Linked DNA regions of Homo sapiens: all the other regions are linked to region 2. The links are chromatin contacts, found by Hi-C in ENCODE. All regions are on one chromosome and are shown on one strand. The core of a region is the stretch at or near the end of the contact, and the rest is flanking DNA. Distances in the headings are between cores, read along the strand shown.

Evidence for each region. Hi-C counts contacts between places; a loop is a spot of excess contacts on that map. Pooled maps may share reads with other maps.
Region 1: a map of B cell shows a loop between it and region 2 (3-fold over the local background). The contact joins the promoter of RPS6KA2 here to the promoter of GPR31 in region 2. A Hi-C loop is called at or near these places in 1 of 168 maps with a recorded cell type or tissue (B cell), 11 of 37 single-sample maps with no recorded cell type and 6 of 50 pooled maps.
Region 3: a pooled map shows a loop between it and region 2 (4-fold over the local background). The contact joins the promoter of RAMACL here to the promoter of GPR31 in region 2. A Hi-C loop is called at or near these places in 6 of 37 single-sample maps with no recorded cell type and 3 of 50 pooled maps.

The regions. Positions count from the first base shown.
Region 1 is chr6:166,625,783-166,628,795 of GRCh38, reverse strand. It overlaps RPS6KA2 (ribosomal protein S6 kinase A2), which reads left to right and starts at 1,545. Exons shown (of 21, transcript NM_021135.6): 1 at 1,545-1,875. The coding sequence starts at 1,777. RefSeq lists silencers at 786-845, 1,096-1,265, 1,326-1,675.
Region 2 is chr6:167,156,722-167,159,523 of GRCh38, reverse strand. It overlaps GPR31 (G protein-coupled receptor 31), which reads left to right and starts at 1,544. Exons shown (of 1, transcript NM_005299.3): 1 at 1,544-2,802. The coding sequence starts at 1,693. The coding sequence ends at 2,652.
Region 3 is chr6:166,585,346-166,588,427 of GRCh38, reverse strand. RAMACL (RNA guanine-7 methyltransferase activating subunit like) reads left to right here and starts at 1,750. Exons shown (of 1, transcript NM_001395999.1): 1 at 1,750-3,082. The coding sequence starts at 1,951. The coding sequence ends at 2,307. All of the region lies in intron 1 of RPS6KA2 (ribosomal protein S6 kinase A2), which reads left to right. RefSeq lists a silencer at 1,408-1,547.

The sequences.
Region 1 (3,013 bases), core at 296-2,795, 530 kb after region 2:
AAGCCTCTTGGTATCCAGTAAGGGAGGTGAGACAGGTTTCACTCGTATTTTCCTCTTAGAGATGAGTCGTGGGAACAACGTGCAACGGCACCCAAGTTCACCAAGCAAGGAAGGGGCAGCGCCAGAGTCGTGGTGCTAAACTCCCGGCTTCCACTCCGGAGCAGCACCGCTCAACGCGGGTCTCCAGGAAACCCAGAGAGCCTATCTGACCTCACCTCAGCCCGGATGCAGCATGACTTTAAAGCTCTTATTTAAGGACATTCTGACCTCTCTACCCACCTTAGCCAAAATAGACTACACAAGTATTAACGCAACATCTGACTAGTCCAGGGAGCAAAACAACGCGAGGATTTTGCAGTTCGCACTGCAAAAGAGCAAGCAAGACTTGTCAACTCACCACCGCACTCGTTTCTGCTCTTTGCAGGTGGTGATGGTGCTATGTCAATGGGCTCGGTTTCTCCCTGTTTTTAAATACAAACTCAACACGTGCACAAGAGGAAAACAGAGCAGGCTGCACGGGGTCGTGAGCCCGCATTCTCGGCCCTGCTGCAGCCCTTGGTGAGCATTTCTAGGAAAAAAAAGAAAAAAGTGTTTCCCTTTAAGGCGGATCCCGAGCGGCGCTGCCGCCAGCAGCGGGTCTGAGGGCCTTGCCCTAGACCCAGGTCACCCCGCCCGGGTATTCCCAGCGCGGGCCCTGATAAGCCATCTGTGTAGACGTTTCCTAGAGCGGGACCGGCTGCGGAGGGCGGATGCGTCTTTGTTCTGCAGCCGCGGGAGGGAGGCGCCCCGAGGGCTGCCTGAGCCCCCGCCCTCGGGCGCCTTTGTCCGCTCCGGCGGAGGGAAGGCGCCGGTTCCGCGGAGGGCGGCTCCTGGCCGAGCTGCAGGGCCCGCTGGCAGGCGGCGGTCCCTCGCTCGCTGTGCCGCTGAGGTTTTGGCTGCGTTTGCTGATCAACAATTAAAGTTTGGTTCGGCAGAGAAAAACATGATGACAAAGTGTGCATAGGGATGTTTTAAGGAAGGAAAACATAATGACGGCCCCAAGCTGGAAGAAAGAGCAGCCGGGCCGAAGTTGCGTGACAGGAACGCCCGCGACTGCGCGGCTCCGGAGCAGCTGCACAACTCGCCCGGGCCGGGAGCTGTCCCGGGCCGAGGCTCATTAGGTATGCGGCGGCTGCGGGCACTGATTGGCGGGCAGTGCTGTGGGCGGGGCCGTGGGCGGAACCGCGTGGGGGCGGGGCTGCACGGAGCTGGTTCTTGTAGGAAGGAGTAGAAAGAGGAGGAGGGATGGGCACCTGGAACCACAGGGCGGCGCTGATGATTGGAGGTATCGGCAGAGGCGGGGCTCTCCCGGGCGGGGCGGTGGGCTCTCATTGGCAGTGCTGGTGGTGGGTGGGAACGGGAGGGGTGGTGAGCGCTGATTGGCCGTAGTGGCGGGGCGGGGCGGAGGAGGAGGAGGTGTGCGTGCCGGGGCGCGGAGCGGCGGGCGCTGATTGGTGGTAGTGGTGGTGGGCGTGGTGTAGGCGTGGCGCGTGGCCGGCGCTGGTACTCGCAGGGGAGGCGGAGAAGGAGGCGGAGGGAGCGATTGTGGCCCCGGCCGCGGTGGCCGGCGCGGCCTGCCCTTTGTGACCGCAGCTCGCGCCCCACGCCCCGCGCCCATGGCCGCCGTGCCGGGCTCCCTGGCCACGCGTGCCCGCCCGCGGACCTGAGCCCCGCGCCTGGGATGCCGGGGATGCGCGTCCCCCGGCCCTGCGGCTGCTCCGGGCTGGGCGCGGGGCGATGGACCTGAGCATGAAGAAGTTCGCCGTGCGCAGGTTCTTCTCTGTGTACCTGCGCAGGAAGTCGCGCTCCAAGAGCTCCAGCCTGAGCCGGCTCGAGGTAATGCGGCCGCCCTCGGGGCGCGCAGGTGCCGGGCACTGAGCGGGCCGTGGTCGCCCGAGCCCGCCTCGCCACCCCTGGGTGGACCCCGAGACCCGTCAGGGAGTTCAAGTTACTGGAAAGCTGGTCCGGTTCCGAAAATCGAACCAAACGGCTCCAAACGTTATCGCTGGGACTCCGTAGTAATTGGGCGGTCCGTGGGTCCTCGCGGGGGCAACTCCACCCCCACTGCATTTCCAGCTGGTTTCTCCGCCGCTGGCTGCACGGGGTGTGGGATGGTCCCCTGTGGGCCACAGGGAGCCCCGGGTGAGGAGGGGCTTTCTCTGCAGCTAGACCGCCGAGTGGCGCGGAGCGCTCCGCGGGGGTCCCTCAAAGTCCCGAGTGGAGAAGCCCCCCAGCTCCGCCCTCCGAGGCGCTGATCAGGTGCTGTCTGCCGTGCCCGGCCGGCAGGTTCCACCTTATCTTGTAGCTCATTCGTGCACTTGAAGTCAGTGTAGAATTCACAGAACGGGGAAGAACAGGCAGCAGCACAATCTGCTTAGGCGTCTAAAACGGCGTTCAGGAGTAAAGAGCCTGATGCAATATCCTCGCAGCGCCGAGGCTGATACAGATTCGTCCTGAAAACCCAGAGTACTCCCAAAGCCCTGTCCTTTCTACCTGTCCCGCATCTTGGCATCTTAGAGTTTCCTTGTGGACGGTTCTCTCGTGGTGTGTTTTATTTCAACCATCAAATCTTATTCTCTTATTCCCAGTGTCCAAATCACATTGTTGAATCTATAGATGACAAAACAGTGAAACGTGTTTAAGTGAAAAAGACATGGTGATGGGGAGACTGAGGCTGGGACCCAAAGATTTCGCCTGACACTGTCCCGCCTTTGCCTCAAGGCTGGCACCTGTGGGGTTTTGGTTGGTTTGTTTCAGCTGGAACAATCTCAAATGTTTCATCTTGGTTTTCTTTGTCCCAGCTGCCATGATATTAGACACAGACATGGGTTCTGTAACCATTGAGAGACCTGAGGAATAGACAAAAAAGTAGAAGAGAATTACTTGTTTAAAAAGTTTCTCTTATGGCATCCCTAAATCAGAATTGGAAGTACTAGATAGGATCAGTATGGCCGGTTCCCGAGGGTAAAACACA
Region 2 (2,802 bases), core at 295-2,794:
GCCAGCACTAACAATGACTGACACGCAATGAACATGCAGTATACTTTAGTAATAATAATTATTAAAGCCTTAAACTTGGATACTATAATTGAAGGCATCAAAACACCATAGAACGGATATTTAGTACAAAAGTGTTTTATCGCGTTAAGAGATAACGAATAGTTTTTTAAAGCCTATGCATCAGAGAGGCTTAATAAATACTCTAGTAAAAGCATCAAGCTCTCACAACACCCAGACATGGCGCTAAGTGCTTTACCTGTAATAGTACCTTGACTACTCAAAAGAACTCTTCAAGAAGGTGTTACCATCTTCACCTCTCAAGTGAAGAGCCTGGAGTTCAGAGAAGTTAATTTGCTTTCCCAAAACCACACTGCTAATAAATGGAGAAACAAAAAATTATAACTAAAGTTTACTTAACTCCAAAATTCAAACCAGGCTGAATGGACCCAAGATAAATTAGAGTCAACAGTGGGAGAGGACCAACTTAAATTAGAGTCAATATGGGTAAGACCTATGATGAAGTAGGGTCACCAGTTGGTAAGGATCAAGATGAAGTAGGATCAAGAATGGTTAGGACTGAGATAAATTAGGATCATCAGTGGGTAAGAACCAAGATGCAGTAAGGTCAAAAGTGGGAAAAGATCAAGATGAAGTAGGGTCAACGTTGAGTGAAGACCAGGATGAATTAGGGTCAATAGTGGGTAAGGACCAAGGTAAATTAGGGTCAACATTGGGTGAGAACCAAGTATAATAGGGTCATTGATGGGTAAGGACTGAGATGTATTAGGGTCATCAGAGGGTAATGATGACTGCACACGTTTATTCATCAAAGAAATGCTTGTTGATAATGCTGTGTGCCAGGCATTGTCTGTCACTAGCGACACATGGATATATGGAGTATGTCCCTGGCTGATGAACCTAACTTTCTAGTGGATTCTACGCATTTTTACAAGCCATTGATTTTTCCATGCTTCCAGGGCCCACTCCAGGCCCTGCTGGTCCAGATCCCAATCCAAGTGGTGTACTAGGTAGGAAAGACTCCAGCAGAGAAAATAAAATAAATTTGTATTTAACAAAACACAAGTACAAGTGAAACCATCAGCTATGGAATGAGCAGGTTGTCTCAAATCCCCTTTCAAGTTTAAGTGTGGGGACCACATCTGACCAGTGTGTAAAATCAAGCCCCATGCAGAAGGATCCCAGCAAGCGTCCTTTATGTATGAAAAGGAAGAAGAAAATTTCCCCATGAAACATATTCAAAGTAGAGAACAATCTTTTTGATTCCATTGTTATTTTAATTGTATACAGACATAGGAGTCTTTGCATAATTAGACTTTTCCTTCTTTCAGGACTGTGGATGCAAAGCCCTGGACCCCCAGACGTTATAGGACATTACTCCTCAGCTTTGCAGCCCGGTGATGTGAAGCGAAACACCATTTCCCCTTTTTTATGGCGGAAGAAAACAGAACACAACTGCAAAGGGGCTTTTCCCTCCCCTGCTCATCCTCTTTCCCCAAATGAATTTTGGTTTGCTGTGGACTCTATTCTGCTGAGGAACTGTTCTTGTTGGGCAAATGTAGATCTTGTCTACTCTGTGGCAGGAAAAGGCCTTTTCTTTCATTTTGTAAGAAAGAGCACAGAGTTCCTCCTGTACCTGCTCCAGCTGTGCCTGCAGCCCCTCACGGCCGGGTGATGCCATTCCCAAACTGCTCAGCCCCCAGCACTGTGGTGGCCACAGCTGTGGGTGTCTTGCTGGGGCTGGAGTGTGGGCTGGGTCTGCTGGGCAACGCGGTGGCGCTGTGGACCTTCCTGTTCCGGGTCAGGGTGTGGAAGCCGTACGCTGTCTACCTGCTCAACCTGGCCCTGGCTGACCTGCTGTTGGCTGCGTGCCTGCCTTTCCTGGCCGCCTTCTACCTGAGCCTCCAGGCTTGGCATCTGGGCCGTGTGGGCTGCTGGGCCCTGCACTTCCTGCTGGACCTCAGCCGCAGCGTGGGGATGGCCTTCCTGGCCGCCGTGGCTTTGGACCGGTACCTCCGTGTGGTCCACCCTCGGCTTAAGGTCAACCTGCTGTCTCCTCAGGCGGCCCTGGGGGTCTCGGGCCTCGTCTGGCTCCTGATGGTCGCCCTCACCTGCCCGGGCTTGCTCATCTCTGAGGCCGCCCAGAACTCCACCAGGTGCCACAGTTTCTACTCCAGGGCAGACGGCTCCTTCAGCATCATCTGGCAGGAAGCACTCTCCTGCCTTCAGTTTGTCCTCCCCTTTGGCCTCATCGTGTTCTGCAATGCAGGCATCATCAGGGCTCTCCAGAAAAGACTCCGGGAGCCTGAGAAACAGCCCAAGCTTCAGCGGGCCCAGGCACTGGTCACCTTGGTGGTGGTGCTGTTTGCTCTGTGCTTTCTGCCCTGCTTCCTGGCCAGAGTCCTGATGCACATCTTCCAGAATCTGGGGAGCTGCAGGGCCCTTTGTGCAGTGGCTCATACCTCGGATGTCACGGGCAGCCTCACCTACCTGCACAGTGTGCTCAACCCCGTGGTATACTGCTTCTCCAGCCCCACCTTCAGGAGCTCCTATCGGAGGGTCTTCCACACCCTCCGAGGCAAAGGGCAGGCAGCAGAGCCCCCAGATTTCAACCCCAGAGACTCCTATTCCTGACAACAGCCAGCGTCCTCAACGCCCGTGTTTATGGAACTACCTGCGACCTAAATAATAATTACTCCTACTTTGGGATTCTGGAAGAAGAAGAAGTCTTAAGACTGCAATACAAGGATCAGAGCATAAACATGGGCACAGTTGCTGCAGGTG
Region 3 (3,082 bases), core at 501-3,000, 570 kb after region 2:
ATGCTCTGTGTGGCTAGGGCCTGTGGAATCCAGTTCAGCCACCCCTCATTTTTTCTGCAGAAAGCCACCCCTGCAGCAACTCGCTGGCCCCACCTGGAAATTATAATTTAGGCCTGTGAGCAGCTGCACACACTCATAGGCTGTTTCTTTGCAGAGATTTGATTCTGCTGTCCACCTGCTGAATGTGAAGCTGACTTTGTGGAGGTCCTTGTTCCTCTTTTTAAACCACACTCAGGGAGCAGTGGAGGGTGAGGGCCCTGGGATGGAGCTGAGCTCCTGCCTTGTTTACTTCAGACCCCAGCACAGTGTGTACATTGGGGAGCAAAACGAAGGTCCCCTGTTTCTTGGAAAGAAGTTCACTTTTAGTTCATGATACGAGAATTCTCTAACCATCACTGGGGTCTCAATTTTCATTCATTTTATGCTGCATATTTTGCATTCAGATGTGATAAGCCAAACAGATAAAAAACAAAATAAATTCACTGTTGTGGCTGGAACCTGAGTGAGTGAGGAGGGCGCAGGGTCTCACTCTCACCTCCTCGGGGTTCTTCCCCACAGGGCAGAGAGCGCACAGTCCCGGAAAGTCCTGCCATGAATGACAGCAGCCAGCAGGAAGTCAGACTCTACCCACTGTGCTAGTGAGGCCAGACGGCTAGTTTCAGCGCCTTCAGCTGTGGCTTTTCAGAGACGTGGGCCCTTCATCTTCTACTTCTGAATCCACTTATATATTTTACATTTTTGTGTGTGTATATATATATATAATATTTATTTTATGCTGGTTTGCTTTTTTTTTTCCAATGGCAGACTTCAAAAAGGGCAGACTCGTTCAAGAAAGATGTTATATCACTGCATGAGATATTCAGGAAGAACTAAAGTGTTATTTTTGAGAACCCACTCTATGCCAGGTACTGTTCTGGGAGTTTTACATGCGTGGGTTCATTTATTTCTCACAACCACTAATCCAGGTAGGACCCCCTCATTCTACATAGGAGGGAACTGAGGCCAAGGACGGGTGAGGAGCTTGTCTGATGCCACACAATTAGAGTGACGGTGATTAGAACTGATTTTGATGGTACATTTCTCTTGTACTTATGAAAAGCAGATACGAATCTCTAGTCTGTGCTTATCTCATCTTTCTTGCCTCCCTCTGTCCCATGCCAGTGTCCAACCAAGCCTTTCTTGGGCCTGTAGGGCTCTGACCCAGGGTCTCTGGACTGTGCACTCTTGTGTTTCAGGAAAATATTTCCCTGAGTTCATAAAAGAAAAATTATTTCTTCCTTATGTGTTAGTCTAATGTCAGGGTTCCTGATGACTGGCCACTTTGCTTCCACATGGGGATTTGGGGGACCCAGGCTTCTTCTTTGTAGCTCCACCAGCCCTAAGGGCCTGCAGTTAGCTGTGGGGGGAAAGAGACTATGAAAGAAGCACCTGCTTCTTTAAGGTACACCATCCAGACACACTCCATTGGCCAGGGCTAGTCACATGACCACACCTGCCTGCAAGGAGGGCTGGGTAATGTAGTCCCCACTGGGAGGCAGCTGAGGGGAGCCCCAGTCTATGGCAGGAGCAGAGATTTCTGAAAGCTGTTGGCTCCCTCTGCCCTGGAGGTAATGCTGAAATTTGACTTTGTGTATAACTGATGTGTGTTACCTTTGTCATGTCTTCAGAATAAACTGTGGTCATTCTTTTTCTTTCCTCCTCTGGTATATATATGGACTAGTTCATGGGCCTTATTAAAAGACTTGTTTGGAGAGGAAGGCGCTCGGTTACATTGGAGAACTGGAGTGGTCTGGAGTTCCACGGTGTAGTGGACCAGAGGCCACCTCTCCTGGGCTTCTCAGTGTCTCGCCGGCGGGGTTCGGCCTGAGCTGGATAGACATAGCCCTTGGCGGATTTAAACAACCTAAACATTAAGCAATACAGCTGCCTCAAACCTTTGGGATTTTCAGAATGACTGACACTGCCGAAGCTGTTCCAAATTTTGAAGAGATGTTTGCTAGTAGATTCACAGAAAATGACAAGGAGTATCAGGAATACCTGAAACGCCCTCCTGAGTCTCCTCCAATTGTTGAGGAATGGAATAGCAGAGCTGGTGGGAACCAAAGAAACAGAGGCAATCGGTTGCAAGACAACAGACAGTTCAGAGGCAGGGACAACAGATGGGGGTGGCCAAGTGACAATCGATCCAATCAGTGGCATGGACGATCCTGGGGTAACAACTACCCGCAACACAGACAAGAACCTTACTATCCCCAGCAATATGGACATTATGGTTACAACCAGCGGCCTCCTTACGGTTACTACTGATAGAAATGTTGGCAGCTTTTAGTAAAAGCATTTACTCTGTTACCATGAGAAAAGTTTGGGTGTCTTCTGTTGGTCATAGTTTTACATCTGATTTTACAGAATGGATTATTGATTTTTTGGAAGTTGAGACTTTAAAAAAAATAGATCTTACTTGCGAAATGCGATGGTTGCTGGGAATACCTGAAACTGTGGATTATATTGCTTGACTTCTACCTCAGAATCTTCTTTGTTTCATGACTTAATAGTGCTTTAAGTTTGGTATATTATTTGACCTCTAGGAATTCTTTGTTTTACACAGAAATAAAAATTTTAAAATAGAAAATGCTTTTACTTTGTAAGGTAAGAGAGTATCCATATGCTTAGATGTGCTCGTTTCTAAAATTCTAGAGGTTGATATAATCAGCTCATGAATGCACAGCTATGCTTTTTGTGATAGATTGTACATAACATCAGCAGTTGAAAGGTAAAACAATTGCTTTTTTTTTTTTTTGCATTTGTTAAGTGACTATGGTACTTTGTGATTCCTTAATCTATAGATGAGTCAGCTCCACACTTGAGTCTCTTTTTAGAGGGAAATCAGTAATAAAGCTGTAAAATAAGGAAAAAAAAAAAAAAAAAAAAAGACTTGTTTGATGTCATGTTTGAGATTTTCTCTTTAACCTTAAAAGATCAGCCTGGACAATTGCACACAATTATAAGTAAATGTGAAAATTAGGTTCTGTAATTAGGATGGCAGTAAACATAGTGGAGAACCATAACTAATCAATACAGACAT